Regions from separate parts of the Homo sapiens genome. Here region 1 is linked to region 2. The links are chromatin loops, found by intact Hi-C in ENCODE. Cell type or tissue: ascending aorta. All regions are shown on one strand. Each heading gives the region's core, and the rest is flanking DNA. Links, peaks and the distances in the headings are about the cores only. Region 1 holds the start of LOC105376353 (mucin-5AC-like). Region 2 overlaps LOC105376360 (a long non-coding RNA gene).

What was found. Hi-C counts contacts between places; a loop is a spot of excess contacts. Peaks named below come from ENCODE experiments on the same cell type or tissue, not always from the same donor. Only the 100,000 strongest peaks of a DNase experiment are listed, where the experiment ranks them.
Region 1: a loop joins it to region 2, with 2.6 times the contacts of the local background. A loop is called at or near these places in 4 of 110 quality-filtered maps.

Annotation. Positions count from the first base shown.
Region 1 is chr10:3,244,354-3,252,686 of GRCh38, reverse strand. The region is part of intron 2 of LINC02668 (long intergenic non-protein coding RNA 2668); the gene reads left to right. LOC105376353 (mucin-5AC-like) reads right to left here and starts at 3,673. Exons shown (of 3, transcript NR_164119.1): 1 at 3,546-3,673; 2 at 3,127-3,356; 3 at 1-1,044. RefSeq lists an enhancer at 2,748-3,947. In ascending aorta, for the core only: no CTCF peak of the experiment used is centred there; a DNase peak (open chromatin) is centred at 3,606; H3K4me3 peaks cover 985 bases; H3K27ac peaks cover 2,001 bases.
Region 2 is chr10:3,534,600-3,542,932 of GRCh38, reverse strand. All of the region lies in intron 1 of LOC105376360 (a long non-coding RNA gene), which reads right to left. Among named protein-coding and RNA genes, the nearest start is that of LINC02669, 36 kb to the right of the region's middle. In ascending aorta, for the core only: no CTCF peak of the experiment used is centred there; DNase peaks (open chromatin) are centred at 422 and 3,642; H3K4me3 peaks cover 768 bases; H3K27ac peaks cover 2,882 bases.

The sequences.
Region 1 (8,333 bases), core at 110-8,109, 290 kb after region 2:
ATCTGCACTGTTCCTGCAGTGGGTGCTGCACTGTAGATGTGGGAATCTGCACTGTCCCTCAGTGGGTGCTGTGCTGTAGATGAGGGAATCTGCGCTGTTCCTGCAGTGGGTGCCGTACTGTAGATGTGGGAATCTGCACTGTTCCTGCAGTGGGTGCCGTACTGTAGATGTGGGAATCTGTGCTGTTCCTGCAGTGGGTGCTGTGCTGTAGATGTGGGAATCTGCACTGTCCCTCAGTGGGTGCTGTGCTGTAGATGAGGGAATCTGCGCTGTTCCTGCAGTGGGTGCCGTACTGTAGATGTGGGAATCTGTACTGTTCCTGCAGTGGGTGCCGTACTGTAGATGTGGGAATCTGTGCTGTTCCTGCAGTGGGTGCTGTGCTGTAGATGTGGGAATCTGCACTGTCCCTCAGTGGGTGCTGTGCTGTAGATGAGGGAATCTGCGCTGTTCCTGCAGTGGGTGCCGTACTGTAGATGTGGGAATCTGCACTGTTCCTGCAGTGGGTGCCGTACTGTAGATGTGGGAATCTGTGCTGTTCCTGCAGTGGGTGCTGTGCTGTAGATGTGGGAATCTGCGCTGTTCCTGCAGTGGGTGCCGTACTGTAGATGTGGGAATCTGTGCTGTTCCTGCAGTGGGTGCCGTGCTGTAGATGAGGGAATCTGCGCTGTTCCTGCAGTGGGTGCTGAGCTGTAGATGTGGGAATCTGCACTGTTCCTGCAGTGTGTGCTGTTCTGTAGATGTGGGAATCTGCGCTCTTCCTGCAGTGGGTGCTGAGCTGTAGATGTGGGAATCTGCGCTGTTCCTGCAGTGGGTGCTGCACTGTAGATGTGGGAATCTGCGCTCTTCCTGCAGTGGGTGCTGCACTGTAGATGTGGGAAACTGTGCTGTTCCTGCAGTGGGTGCTGTGCTGTAGATGTGGGAATCTGCACTGTTCCTGCAGTGGGTGGTGTGCTGTAGATGCCTTCTTCCCTGGAAAGTGTGGTGTGAACTGCAGGTGCTGATGGCCCATGGACAGAGGGACCAGACTCCATTATCTGAAAATCTCTAAAAGAAGGAAAAAAATGTTTACATTCCCAAACTTCAGAAACCATTTTGGTTGGTGGCATCATTTCTCAGTCGATTTTGTATCCGGCAGAACCAGATTGAAGTTCATCCCAGCTCTCAGCCAGATCCTCCTGCTTCAGATTAAGCGGAGCTGGGAAAGGACGATCCATGTCCAGCCCTCCCCAGGAGAGCAGTGTCACCATCATTTCGAAGAGCCTCCATGTCTCTCATGGTTTGAGGTTTGGAAACGAGAACCACAGAAGCCTGCAGTCGCTGCCTGACAGGGCGTGGGAGACCACAGCCAAATCTCAGAGGAGTTTCTGGAGGGAAGACTCATTCTGAAGAATAAGAGAGAGAAGACCCAAGAACCGTGTCTTCTGAGGAGATGAGAGAGGAGATCATGAGCACCAGGTGGTTGTCGAAGCTTTAGGAGGTTTGAAGAGAAAGGGTGCTTGGATGGGGAACTACTATGGGATATTAGGATTATTTTCCTTTCATGTTCTTCCTATTCACATTCACTCACAAAGGCCAGAACCAGAGGGCTAAGAGAGTGACAGCAAACTGGCTAACTGCTTGCCTGCCCTCCGGTTGCTCAGGTGAGCTATGGTGTCCTGCTTCCTGACTGTGAGATCATTTATACCGTTCAGAAAACCTGGGAGTCCTGTAGGGATGGGGTGGTACAAGAGCTGGGACTTATCACCAGAAACCTCCAAACAAGCCCAGCTCCATCTCTGTGTGCTCTTGGCCATGCCCCAACAGTGCTGAGCAACTGTTTCCTCATTTATTATTATTATTATTATTTGTTTTTTGAGACGGAGTTTTCGCTCTCGTCACCCAGGCTGGAGTGCAGTAGCACAATCTCGGCTCACTGCAATCTCCGCCTCCTGGGTTCAACTGATTCTCCTGCCTCAGCCTCCCAAGTAGCTGGAACTACAGGCACGTGCCACCACGTCCAGCTAACTTTTGTATTTTTAGTAGAGATAGGGTTTTGCCATGTTGGCCAGGCTGGTCTCAAACTCCTGACCTCAGGTGATCCACCTGCCTCGGCCTCCCAAAGTGCTGGGATCACAGGAGTGAGCCACTGTGTCCAGCTCATTTCCTCATTTATAAACGGGGGTGTCTGCCTGCTCTTCTCATAGGATTTTTGTGAGAATCAAATAAGGCAAAAACACTTAGTAAATTTTGCAGCTCTGCGGAAAGTATGGACTTAACACGAAGCTCTGTGATTATTATTTCTTAGACACATATGTTCACAAATGCTGGTCGATACTGTCTTCCTTGTGTCTGTTGCCTCCGTGTGTGATGTTTGAGCCTTTAGCCACGAGAGGAAAATGAGTAAGACCAGAGATTTGTGGACAAGCCCATCACCCTGGGGGGCACACCAGGCTCCAGCCAAAGGTGGGATAAAAGCCCTTTGCAAAAATGATGATGATGACAATAAGGTGTCTAAGTCACAAAGCATGACTGCACTTTCCTCTTCACTGTGAGGACCAAATATTCATTTTATACATGGCTATGTTCCATGTGTAACTATATATATAGCAAAACATGTTTGACAGTAAGGTTACTATATCCAAAAGACTCCTAGCCTCACACCTATTCAGCTATGGACTCCTGTGATCAAACGTTTGCAGCAAGAAATGTTCTTAAATCTGTAACGTTAAAATAGTTGCTTGAGTAACTTCAGAGGCTCAACTAATCATTCAATTGCTATCGATCACCCTACTAGCTCCAATACTTACACCTGGTGCAGACTGGCCCTTGGAAGAAGCTCTTAACTGAAAATAGCAATGAAGAGACACAACTCAATTGCACTTTCTAACTAGATTTCTATAAAAACCATTTAACTAGTAACTAAACATCACTGTGTAGTTTTAGAAAATTCAATCTAGCCAGCGAACGCAAGTAGTTTTACAGGCTTAGGAAACCAAGTGCTGCTTTGCCTCTCAGAACGGCTTGTTTTTGTCATTTATATTGCTGTGGTTTTAATATCAAATTACTTGATTTTTGAATGTCACAATACTCTCTGGTTTTTATATGAATAAAAGTAATGAAAGAGAAATCTATTAAATCAGATCTCACCTTACAAAATATTTGTATTTCCGAGAAGTTTCAGGTCAAACATGTTCTACTTTAAACAAACTGGGCCAGATTTACTGTTCCAGGGAATTTGCATTGAATCATTCAAATAAACAGTCATTACCCACTTCTCATTTATTCCCTATGAAACGGTGTCCTTTAACAATTTTTAAATTGCAGTCACAAGCCTTATTTTGTCCTTTTTTGGTAAAGTATTTTGCTCCAGGGTTTTTCTATACAGAGAGAGAAAACAAGTTGAATTAGAGAATTGTGTAAGAAAACATTCCTCTTGCTGAAGCTTAATTTTTAAACACTGAGTCTGTGGGAAGTGAAAACTGTTTTATCTGAGCAACTGTGAAAGCACAATAATCTTAAACTGAAATTTGGGCTGGAGCATCTCGGAGATGGAGGACCACACCTACCTCATCATTTCTTCCAGGACTCTCCTTGGTTTCTACGAAAATGACCAGACATCCATGCTGATGACAGAGCAGAAACCACAGCAAAGTGAGCTGAGTCACCGACTCCATTAACTACTCTCCAGATTGTTACTTACTCACAGGGAAAAAAAAAAAAATCAGGGAGAACAAATCTTTGCAAACTGCCCTAATCCCAGGCTTGTGTCAAGCAAATATATTGTGGAATGAGTTCTTTCTTAAAGTAAGAATAGATTTACAGCACATGATTGGGGTGAAATACTGAAAAAATACAATTTAACCTCATAAAGGGAAAGCAGTAAAAAGCTTAGAGGTCTTCATTCACCAACGCAGCAGCTCAGAGGCATGAAACCTAATAGAGGAAATTGAATCTAATATTCACTTTCTCCCGTGCCTGACTTCCTTCTAGCCTCTGTATTATTCATTCCATCTTTTTAAGAATGGAAACAGCACAGGCCTGTATGTTTCCTGCTAGGAAAATGCTTACTGGACGGATACAAATGTTGGCTCTGTTTTACTACTAAAAACACTACTTATATTAAAAATATTTTTTAAAATACAGAAAAGGAAGGAAGAAAGAATGGGAGGGAGAGAGGGAGGAATGGGAGGAAGGAAGGAATGTATTTGATGGAAAAAAATCTCATTTTCCCACTTGACATTTTAAAAGGTGATTCAAATAAATATAAATCTTAATAAATATTTTTAATTTTTTTTTTTTACAAAATCTGTGACTCAATTTCTTCTTCTTCTTCTTTTTTTTTTTTTTTTCCAGTTGGAGTCTCACTCTGTAGCCCAAGCTGCAGTGCAGTGGTGCGATCTTGGCTCACTGCAACTTTCACCTCTGGGGCTCAAGCGACTTTCCTGCCTCAGCCTCCCAAGTAGCTGAGACTACAGGTGCATGCCACCACACCCAGTTCATTGTTTTGTATTTTTAGTAGAGACGGGATTTCATCATGTTACCCTGGGTGGTCTGGAACTACTGAGCTCAGGCGATCCACCCACCTCAGCCTCCCAAAGTACTGTGATTACAGGTGTGAGCCACCACACCCGGCCTCTTCTTATTTTTACAGGAAAAAAAAATCCAGATGTGGGAGCCTCTGTCTATGTTGCTTGGAATATATTGCAGTACAGTAGTGGCTATGATAGCCTTTTAATAGATTTTTACACCATGATCGAGCCCGTACACACACACGGAAAAGTTTAGGAGACCATGCATCATTATGTGCATTGCATTGAAATATTTTTTTTTCCAGTTCCTTCCTTCTTTTCTTCTTCCTCAGTGCTTGCTTGTAGAGGCTCAGTACATTAATTTCATGAGCCAAATGGGTCCTAATCCAAAATTTGAAAAACCCTGCTAAGAGAATGACGCTGCAGCTACTGTAGCCTATTAACCAGCAAGAAGGTCCTGGGCCCCTGACATGACGGTCTGGTGTAATCTTGACTGGACCAGGAATACTTAGTTCATGTGGGGAAGGGACAGGAAATGAAAGCTTTGGTAACTTCAGAAGCTCAACCCATCATTGAATTGCTACTGACCCAGGAATGGATCTTTATTGAGGTTGTCAGTTGGTCGCTAGACTCCCTGGAAAGGCTCAAGGTAGAAATGAACTGTTTCAAACCAAGCAAGGCTGAAAAATAGGCCTTTAAAATCCAGACAACATGGGTCCTGAGACAGCTAGTGTCTGCGTGGCTTTTCCCGGCCCCCATGTCCACCCTATCTGATGTTGACAATCCCGCAGTTTCACTGCCACCGTCATCGACAAATCTTTGCCTTGTTTGCATGAAGTTTGGAAATTAGTCCTTATTTTACTTCAGAAAAACCACATCAGCGCATGGAGATGGTTCGTCTTGCACTGAGGCTCTCACGAGCCTTACTGCCTGCGAAGACTCTGACTCCAGAAGCGGTTCTCCATCCGTAATGGAAAGTCGACATAGAGGCCAGGGGAGGCGAGGCAGGGCTGGAGCCATGGACCTCACCTTTGAGGACCAAGAATGTCTTTCAGTGAGGAGAGGGGCCCACTCACACAGCCTGCCTGCCAAATCGCAGAACTCTGTAGGACACAGGTGTGAACATGAGAGTACTTTTCTAAACTCTTGACTGCTGTGCTCCCCCTTTTGATCAAGAGTCAAAAGAAAAACAATTTGCTATGTTTTGCATCTTCTATGACTGGGCAAAGTACATGGAGGTTGACATGAACAGTGTCATGTTTAGGTCCCTGAGAACTGAGACCAGAACAAACAAAGGCTTTTAGCTTTCGTGAGAGCCCTATCCAGTGTTCATTTTAATAACAGCGATCTCAGAAGTAAACTGTCACTTTATAAAAGCGATTGTCCATCATTCGGTTACCTGGGGCTCATCCAGACCCAAAGGCTTTGGGATGGCCAAAGCCAGAAGCACCCCCCGGTCCTGTGTGGTCACCATGGCTGAGGCCAAAACAAAAAGGTCATCAGCTTCTATTTCTCATCTAGGCATCGGTCTTCTGAACTTTATTTATTGAATTTACTAGACATCCAGATGAACAATAAAACTCTCTTTTACATTTGAAAGGTCAAATCAAGATTAAGTGAGTTAGAGGAGCATTAAAGAATATCCCTGCAACTGCTCACGAAGTACTGGTGTTGTTTAGGGTTTGTTCTCTGTGCATGGAGACTCAGCTGGTCACACAGGAAACTTTGTATATTCTTAAGTCAATGCATTCATTAAAAATAACGAAGCTATTATCTATTTCCATCATGCTCTGATTGTACTTTACAGTATTACATTGCCACTCCTAATTTCTCTTGTCTTAGGGCTTTAATATGTGAGCCTCTCCTCTGAGGGTAAAACCTCCAGCAGAGGAGGGAGACGGCTTTGCTGTCTCTCACTCCCCCAGTGTATAGCACTGGGCTGTCCACAGACCAGCTTCCAGGATATGTTCAATAGGTTTATAAATGTCTTCAAAAGGAAGGGGTTGTATATTCCTAACTCCTTCACAAACTATTTGAATCTCTTCATCCGATATCACGTAAATTTCTAGAACCTAAATAAAATGAATGCTCAAGGAAATAGTAGCTCTCAGTGCTTACTTTCTGGGGAACATCAGCTTTTATGAATGAATGCACCTCGAAAACCAAAACTCCAGCACAGAAATGGCCTCTGCAAGCTCAAGACTGTTAGATGCCAGTCCACCGAGGTTGAAATATTGGCAAACATTAACGGCAATATTAATTTAGCAATGAGAATAGAAGAAAGCCAATCGGCCAATTCGCTTGGCCAGGCCCTTCATTTCCACTCATTATGCTGAGGAGCTGTCAGAGCCCGGGACCAAGGGGCTGTGGATGTCCAGCCATCTTCTCCTCTTGCCCTTAGCGTTTCCTCATAACTCACTCCCAGGAAGCCAGCGCACATTTATTTACCAGGCTCCTTGGGACACCATATGCAGTCACTCCTGGACTCCTGTTCATGGCAACAAGAAGGGCCCCAGCAAATCAGAAAGCTGCTCACCCACGCTGCACGGGGCTTGCTGATGTCCCAAGTTCCTCTCTTGAGGCTCCGCGGTTCTCATGTTGGGGCTGACCCTCTCACACTCGCCATCCCTGGGGCCAGGCCCCAGCTTCCCCCATTCAAGCATCAACTCCAGGCAGGCGAAGGACACCCGGCTCCCAGCAATCCTGGTGCTGCGGTATTTAGTCCCTCCCTTCTCCTTGGCCTTGATCATTGCCTTGGCCACCCTGTACGTTGGGTGACCCCATCTGTCTAACACAATCTCGCCAGTGCCTTCTGATTAGATCTCAGCTTCCTCACATGACTTGGGGCTCCAGGGTTTGGGAGGCGCTGGGCTTTCCCTTGGTTTTCACATTACACAGTGACTGATGAGAAATTCCCTGCTCCAATCTAAGAATCCCAGTCCCAATGCCCACGGGAGGAGGGAGGAGCATAGCCCCATCACCCAGTGGGCTGCTACTAGTGAGTAAGGCATTTAGGCATAGACAGTGCCTTTAAAGACTGAATGTTGGGGTTTGAAGGAGCCAGTCAACCCATGGGAACACCTGTCCCCTGAAACAAGGAGGGGAACACGTTTATAAACAGGTTTTCAGCACCCATTCCAGTTGAACATGGGAACACCTGGTATATCCGAGGCTGGCTCTATAACACCTGGTACATCTGAGGCTGGCTCTGTAGCACCCAACACTACCAAAGCTAAAAGTCCGTCTTCTTCAAAGGAGCAGGGATAAGAATTAGGTCAGCTCGTGCAAAAGCTTTGCAAAGCTCAGTGATTGCGAATGACCATGTTCTGAGCATCAGCACACAAGACAAAAAGGTTTAGAAAACATTCTGGTGTCTCTACGTCCTTAGAGACCAGCACTCCATCGGGATTCTTTTGGGGGAAGATTTTATCATGGAAGTTGGGGAGCACATTATTGACTTGACAGCAGATTAAGGCTATGAAGAAAATGTGCTAAAATAAACAAATTTGTGCCCTGCAGTAATGGTGAAATTGCCGGTAATCGCTAAGTAAAAACCACTGAAGAACAGGACAGAAGCCAATGACCACCTCACCTCCACCGAGTGCCCTGCAGGTAATGACATACCCAAAACCAAGAGAGGGAACAGCTTTGATTGATGGACACAAAAGGAAGTCACAACAAATATGTGTGAATATAAAACCTAGGAAGATCTTTCTTTCTTAGACAAAGAAAGATGATTAACCCGGGAGCCCTGTCCTGTGTGTTATTTGAAGAGGCTTTTGTTAAATCCCCAAGGCAGCTTTGTGGACTCCTCAGCACACCACA
Region 2 (8,333 bases), core at 212-8,211:
GTGAAAGGCACGTCTCCCATGGCAGCAGACAAGTGAAGAGAAGAGAGCTCGTGCAGGGAAACTCCCCTTGTTAAAACCATCAGATCTCATGAGACTCATTCATTATCACGAGAACAGCACAGGAAAGACCCACCCCCTAATTCAACCCCCTCCCACCAGGTTCCTCCCATGACAGGTGGGAACTGTGGGAGTTAACAATTTGAGATGAGATTTGGGTGGGCACACAGCCAAACCATATCAGTGAGGCAACCAGAGGATTCAACAGAGTTTAAGGAGCCTGACGGTTTCACAGAGTCTGACTATTCTGCGAGAGTGGCCAGGAAGCATGCAAGGTTCATGAAGCACCACGCTGTGGGCCCAGTTCCCCATGCTGCTGCACTGACCAGCAGCTCCAGCAAGCTCCTTCCACATGTGGCTTCAGCCCAGGTCCACCTCGCAGCCCAGGGCTGCAGCCTCTTCCCAGAATTATCTTCCTTTTTCACCAGCTCCTCCTCACTGGCATCGGGTCTGAATTCTTCTCATCCATGGTCAGATGGCAGGGCTACAGTCTTATAAATGATTGAATGACTCATGGGGAAACACAAGTTTCCAAGGAAAAATGTTTTAAAAAGAAAAAATACGAGTGAGTAATGAGGGAGAGGTAGCCCTACTAGATCTACAGGAATTACCATTCTGCAATATTGGCAGAAGAATAAAGAGCTTAATCATCGGAAAAGGTTCATTTTCCCAGAAACAAATGCTAATAGAGAAAAACTTAGTGAGTAATAATAAAAGGACAATTAATTCATAAATGATGTTGAAAAGTTTGTAGATTCGGTTGGGGGGAATAAATTAACATCCTTAATTCATACCATATACAAAAATAAACTGAAGAAGAATTGAATAGAAAATATAGACAGCTAAAACATTAAACATAACAATTTTTTTGGAAAGTGGAACATTTAATGGATGTGAGGAAGAAGAAAAGACTTTCTAAGCAGATAATTAATGGAAAAAATCATGAAACAAAACACAGACATTTGGTTACTATTCAGGATCAGCAACATTATCACCAAAGCACTGGCCTTCTCCTGGTTGCAACTTTCCTTAGTGCTGGTCCTGGCCTCTCCTGCAATCAACAGCCACTGAGCTCGACCCCAGGAGTAGCCAAGAGAAAGCCTTGTGCATCCTGAAATTTCATACATTGGGATAAAGTAAAAAGCCTAAGTCAAAAAACTGTTACTGTCAAATAACTAAAAGGTATTATATATAAGAAACTGGGAAACTACGTGCCACAAAGATTATTGGCAAACCGCTTCCAACGGAAAGACAGCCCAGTGCTTAAACACAGAAAATGAGAAATGAATAAAAAATTCCTCAACCTCACCAGTAAGGAAAAGAAACTCAAATTCTTACAACATTGAGATATCATTTTTTTTTCTTTTTGCCTAATAAAGGGTGCAACCCTTTTTTCTTTCTTTCTGTGTGTGTGTGTGTGTGTGTGTGTGTGTGTGTGTGTGGTTTTTGTTTGTGTGTTTAATAAAACTCCCCATTGCTGCTAGAATTTTTGGTAGATGAACAATCTCATTCACTCCTGGTAAAGTCTAAGAATTTCCAAAAAGTGATGTTCTGATTTGTAACAATAGATCTGAAATTATCCATGCCCCTTCATCGGGTAACTCCATTTCTAGGAATATATCCTAATAAATAATATGACTACCTATGAAGATTTATGGGCAATAATGTTTGTTCTAGCCACACGGAACTGTTAATATCAGAAATAGTCAACACCAAGAGAATGATTAAATAGTTTTGGCATATTGTTAAGATAAAATATTATGTAGTCACTAAAAATTAAAGTTCTGAATTATTTTCAATTATGTGGAAGGCTAGGTGAAAAAAAGGCAAGCTCTAACACTGTGTGGGCAGCCTGTTCACCCCCATGTAGATATAATTGCATATTGACTTTTCAAGCACAGGGAACAGCTACTCACATTCCCACAGCAACAAGGGCTGGGGGTACTTCCCACCCCCAGATAACTGAACAGTTGTTACGGCTAAGTTTACCTAACACATGTATTTTTGTTTCCTCTATTATATTTTATCCATATTTTCCAACTTTTCTCAAAGGCCATTTATCATTTACACCAAGAAGTCAATCCATAGGGTTTTCTAAAGAGGTATCTGTGATGAAGTGACTCAGGCCTATCCACAGCCCTCCTCTTCCTCCGTCTTATTTCTGTCCTTCTCTAAAGGGTGCCAGGGGACCCTCTAGCTTGGGCATCTCATTTTGTGGATGTGGGAGGTGTCTGTGGAGAAGACCCTCAGAGACGAGGGCCCTGTGTGTGTGGGGGAGAGTGGGGGGACTGTTTAAATGACAGTACAGGACCATGTATGGCCTAGAAGCATTTTCCCAAATTCTTCAACTGCATAGTTTTTTGAAGATTTAAGAACATGCAGGCACACACACACTGTTAAGGAGTAAGTTGTGTCCTTAGTTTTCAGGTGTTGAAGTCTGAACCTCCTGGGAAGGTGAGAACTGTGGTGATGAGGTCTTTCCAGAGTTAACTGAGTTAAAACAGGGTCATTAGCATGCGGTCTCGTCCAATCTGACGGTGTCTTTGTAAGAAGAGGAGATTGGGACACAGAGGGCGATGGTGTGAGGACGCTGGGAGAAGATGGCGTCTACCAGACAAGAAGAGAGACCTCAAGAGGAACCAACACCTTGTTCAGGACATCCAGCCCCAGGGAGTGTGAGAACCTGCATTCCCACTGTTGAGGCCGCCTGATCCACAGTGCTTGGTTGCCGCAGCCTTGGGAGATGCGTGCGCCAGGCTTCAAAGGCAGCTCGTCCCTCAGCACCTCTGCAAGACAGGGTCTAATGTCAACTGCTAAGGGGGTTTCCAGTTGCATCAACTCCATCCCTTCCTCCTTGGCCGTTACTGTGAATACACAGCCCTGAGCCTCTGGTCTAACCCTTGACATGAAGCGTGTGGCCTTCCTGTGAACGCCCCTGTGGTGAAAAGTGTGTTATCTCGGCATGACCTGTATTTCCCACATCCAGAGCCGAAGGAATGGGCATTAAAGTTCCAGCTCTCATGTCCTCTCTCTCCATGGTCCATTCCAGAGTCCACACCAAGGAATGTAGGGAACAGAGGCTAGGTTAGTGTAACTCGGCCTCCAGGGGCTGACGTGCCCTGGGTCAGCAACCGACCCTCACAACGATGCTCTGGACAGTGCTGAGGTTCTGCAGGTGCTCCGGCTTGATTTTCAGAGTGCTGTGTCAGGGGGAGACAGCAGAAAACACACTGTTTTCCTTAAAATCTCAAAGGACCGGTGGCCCCAGACACTCTGAGGCCACCAGGAGGCTTCATGCACGTCTCCAGGAGTGTGACATGTTTTCACGCCACATCTCCGTGCTCCAGCGGATTCATGAAGTTGGGAGCCCACTGCCGCCGCCTCTGGGGCTGCCTGGGGAGATGGGGCTGAAGAAAGTGACCTGCGCCTGGCCTGTGCCTGCTTGGAGGTTTCTAAGTGTAGACGAAGTGTCAGAGGAGTCCATGTGGGCTGAGCTCTGGTCTCCCAGGCACCAGCATCTCATTTCACTTACAGCACAATTCCAGGAAGCGCACGGGCACCACGAGGCCCGTTCCTCCTGCTGAGATCTCCCCTTGTATCAGCAAGTGTGACTCATGGCTTCCAGCTCTGACACAAAGCCTCTAATGAATGTCAGCTAACAAGAGGCAGAGTCATGGCTTTCTTTAAGTACATTCCAGAAAGTTCTGGCAAGTTTGAGAAAATTGTGATGCCACTAAGTCATTGGCTCTGACTGAGGCAGAGAACAAGCCAGTGAAGAGAGGCAGGGGTCGCGAGGCTGCGTGGCACCCGGGCCACACACGGGTTCCCGGAGGCGGCTGTCCTGCATGGTAACAAATCATTGGCTGCTTTCCACTCGGAAGGTCCACCAGGCAAACCTGGGGCCCTGATCTGACCTCCTCACTGGCTGAGATCACAGTGCCTGAATTCCCGTTCTGCAAAACCCGCGGTCCACAGCTGACGCTGGGAGAGAGGCTCCAGGATCTTGGGAATGGGGAGACGTTTTATGTAATCGGAGAGCAGAAATCTTCCTCCTGTGTTTGCATTAACTGATAATGCCTGGAGGGTTTTGTAATTCGAGTATGATTTGGTTGTTAAAAAGAAAACATCCATTTTATTATGTGTGTCGCCCAAATTCAAATCTCTGTCTTCTTTTCTAAAGAGAAAATATGCTAAAAAATGATGCCATTTCTCTTACAATACAGTGTTGTTTAGTCAGGAGCCACTTCTGTGAAGATCCAATGATGTAATCGACAAATATTTACTTAAGGACTAAATGAACATACATGGAAAATACCATATCTTTGATGTATAATAATAAAAGTGAAAAACAATGTCTTTGCTCTGGCGTTATTGGATAATGATGACAACAACATTGTTACACTTTGCAGTTACGGGCAATGTCTGCCCACTTCACAGGGTTTGTTTTTGCCTCTGGAGTGAGATCATGGGATTGAGATGCAGACAGCTCTGAAGTCGGGTTAGAGCAGCTTAGGAACAGGATGAAACTTCGGATAGGCCTCAAAACAGGGTCCCCATGCAATGAATGATGCATCGCATGAGACACACAGACACACAGACAGCAGCAACAGACAGGCTGGACCCCTAACAAACAGCAGACACACAAAACCAACGCCACCCGTGCCCGTGCAGAGGCTGCTGCTGCTGCTGCTGCCGCTGCCGCCCTTTAGGGTTTGTGGTCCCTGGTTCTGTCATCTGCCCTGCCACACCCCAGCTGAGTGGTTGGGGAAACTGGCAGCCTCACCTGTGCCTCAGTTTCCTCATCTGTCATGGGGTGGGAACCATCCTACCTCTCAGGGGTATTTATGAGCCAACCATATACGTAAAGGGCTAAATGGTGGCTGGCGTTTAGGAAGGCCTCAATTAGCTATAGAGGGAATGTATAGAAACAGAATTTAAGGCGCCCTGAGGTCAAATGGTGAAGGATGGGAACTGTGATGGGAGGCCACCTGTCCTAGTGTGGAGCATGTGGAAATAGGTAATTCAGTCAATGGCAGGGGCAGGTGTCTGCTGTTAATGGAAACCAAATAAGCATCTGGTCCGTTTCGTGCCCAGCATGGTGCCAGGCACTGGGAGGATACCAGAGCTTTGGAACGATGCTTCCTTTACAACATTCCAAGGCTGAAGTCAGGAGGACCAGATCTCTTTTAAATGATGTCATGCAAATACAGTAGAAATGCAGGAAAGGGCTTCCTGCAGAGGTCAAATTTTAATGAGGTATTAAAATATAGATAAAATATTGTGAAGAAAAGTAATTTGAATAGGCATAAGATCAGAAATTAAAATAATGGACCTAGACAGCACAGGGAATTAAATTATGGAAATGCCTAAGAGGCGTCAATCCCAAAATTGAGGCTCAAGTTAAATAATTTGGTCTTAGAAAAACATAAAGTTCAAAATATTGTACTGAACTTACACAAAAGCAGAATTTTTCATAGTATCTTAATTTCTTTTTTCGAACTCTATTTTGTCCCTAAATAGATAACTGACACAAATGTGCTGCTTCTCTTTTTGACTAAGAGTGGACTATTTTTAAGCCAAGATAATTCAGTTTCGAACTTTCAAAGTGTAAATTTGAAATTATCTTGGTAGTAACTCCAAAAAGCACATTAAATTATACACCGGCAACTACAGGCAGATTAAGGGTAGGCATTTCAGACTCGAAATACTGCTCTTGTTTTTTGTTGTTATGGCTTCATTGTTAGGGGACTATACAGGTTTTATATTTTATTTTCTTTATGGAAAGGTTTTTGGTTCAAAGGAGTTTTGCGTTTTCAACAGAAGTCATTTCATTTATCCTTACAGCTATCTCTGGAGGGTCTTGAAGAAAGAAGAAATTCTGTATTATCCAAACAGATGGTTATGAGGATCTACTTTCAACCTTCCACGTTATGTGCTGTGAATCAAGTCTTCACCCTACCATTTATCCATTGTCTCCAAGAGCTTTTGATATATCAGGAAATAGGGAAGCCCTACATATGGAAAAGTGTAAGGATTGTAGTGGTGAGATGTGTGTTCCAGACTCTCTGGATTCAAATCCCAGCTCTGCTACTCATAAGTAAGTGACTTAATTGCATTCACTTTCTCATTGGTAACATCGGGACAATAATAGGTCCTTACTGCCAGGGCTGCTATGAGGATTATAAGCAACACGCAAAAGGCATTTGGAACTAGACCCTGCTTGTGTCAAGAAGGCTACAAATACAAGGGATTTGGGTGCAGGGAAGTTAGGAGAGAACAGGGAAGGCTCATCAAGAGAGAACAGGGCAAGACTCACTGATGTGTTATTTTCATTCTGCAAAAATTTAACAAGTGATTACACAGCAGGAGCTACATTAAAGGCCCAGAATTTTAAAAGAATTAAAAAAAATAGATGAAGTCCTAAAAACTTCCTTGTGTATTTGAATAAAATGATATAAACAGTTCATTACAAGGTAAGGTACAATGTAATTAATCCAGTATCTTCAAAGCACTCTTGCAGCAAGGAGAAGGAATCCACGTTCAATCCACATAAAAGTAAACGTATGTTCCTACAGAGAAGTGAATGTTTGATCATGTTCTGTAGTCCAAATTCAGTATCAGAACATCCACATTAAAAAAAGGTACAAAATAGGCCTCAAGGGGTGGCCCCCCGGGCAGCGGTGGGTTTCTGCAGCAGGAATAAGATGAACAGGCTCCTGGCAATGGAGGGGAACATGGCCTGGCAGGGGTTTGTTCACAATCAGGTGAGGCTTCTAGGACAGCACATGGGCAGGTGTGTGGAAGGCCTTGGGAAGGGCACAGGAGCCCCCATGGCCCCACATTTGGTGTCCTAGGTCCCATCAACCCACAGACCACCTGAAGTGCCACAGTCTTTCAGTAATTAAGCACAGTATTCCCAGGCCTATTTTCTGTAGGATTTCAGCTCTGCCCTGCCTTGGTATAAGCTCTGAGGTCAGTGTGAGTGGGGGGCAGTGCCAACCGTGGGGACGGAGCCTGAGACCTGGTAGAGCATCCCCTGCCCAGGCCACTGAGAAGGTGCTGTTGGATGAGAAGGAAAGTTGATGAGAAAACTAGCCCATTTCAACTCCCAAGTGCAAAATTAGAAGTAAACTCTCCTGAGACCAAATACGGGGCAGCCCATGGGGACATTTGGAGGGCTCAGGGCTTCTACAGACAAAGGCCACCCTGGGGCCTCTGCTCGGGGCCTGTGCAGGCTGCTGAGCAGCACAGGCCACTCTAAGGGCTGCATGGAGCTGAACGCATCAAGTGTTCTGCAAGGCCTCGTCCGAGTGATTTGCACTGTTCCCGGGCACTCCAGCTCAGAGCTAAGTCCCGCTTCAGAGTGCTTACCTGCAGCCATTAAATAATTATCAGTGTGCAAGCTTTTAGAGTTAGGCTGTCGTGCTTGTATATTCTAAACATGCTTTCTGATTTTTTTTTTGCATCAAAGCAGATATAGGAAATATTAATATTTATACCACCCATGGGACACTGGGGTATGGCTGCTTCTAGCAGGAGGTCATCAGCCAGCCTCCCAGGAGGTTCAGCTCCCAGGCTCCGTCCAGCTGCCCAGTGGCTGAGGCTCAGCATCTCCACTGCCTGTAACCTACTCACGGCACACTGCACCCACGGCACACAGCACCCGGGCACCGCTCACGGCACAGAGCACCTGGGCACGGTGGCTGGGAGGCTCTGACCTCTGCAGCAGACACAGAGCTCCACTTCTTATTCTCTGTTAATTGATGCTGCCCTGTTTCATTTTAAGCATTGTTACCAGGTTCTTAAGACTATAAAAAATAAAAATTAAATAGCCCCAAACTAAACCTCACTTTATCAACCTAAAAAGAGATGTGTGTGTCCGGAGGAAATGGGATCTTTTCTCTCCACCTTTCCCATTTTTGAGTCCTCAGTGATGTGAAAAAAAGCCGGTGTCTGTTTAGAATACGATAACTAGAAGCTCCGGAGCGGAGCCAGGGGTTAATGAAATTCCGGGAAGCCAAGGAGCCCGTGCTCAGAACGGGCAAGTGCCATTTCTGTCTTGTTGATATTAGAGAAATGGGTGGTGGGTGAACAATGGGTCACAATACCCATAAAGAAGAATCCATGGGAGCTGCTGCGACTCTGCGGTGAGCGCTTTGCCTGTGGGACTCTTGAGGCTGGTCAGCTCTTCAGATGCACGAGGCCTGGTAGTCCAGGCAGGAATGATGATGACATCACTTTCTTCTCACCGTGTTGTCATGCGACAGGTCACAGCG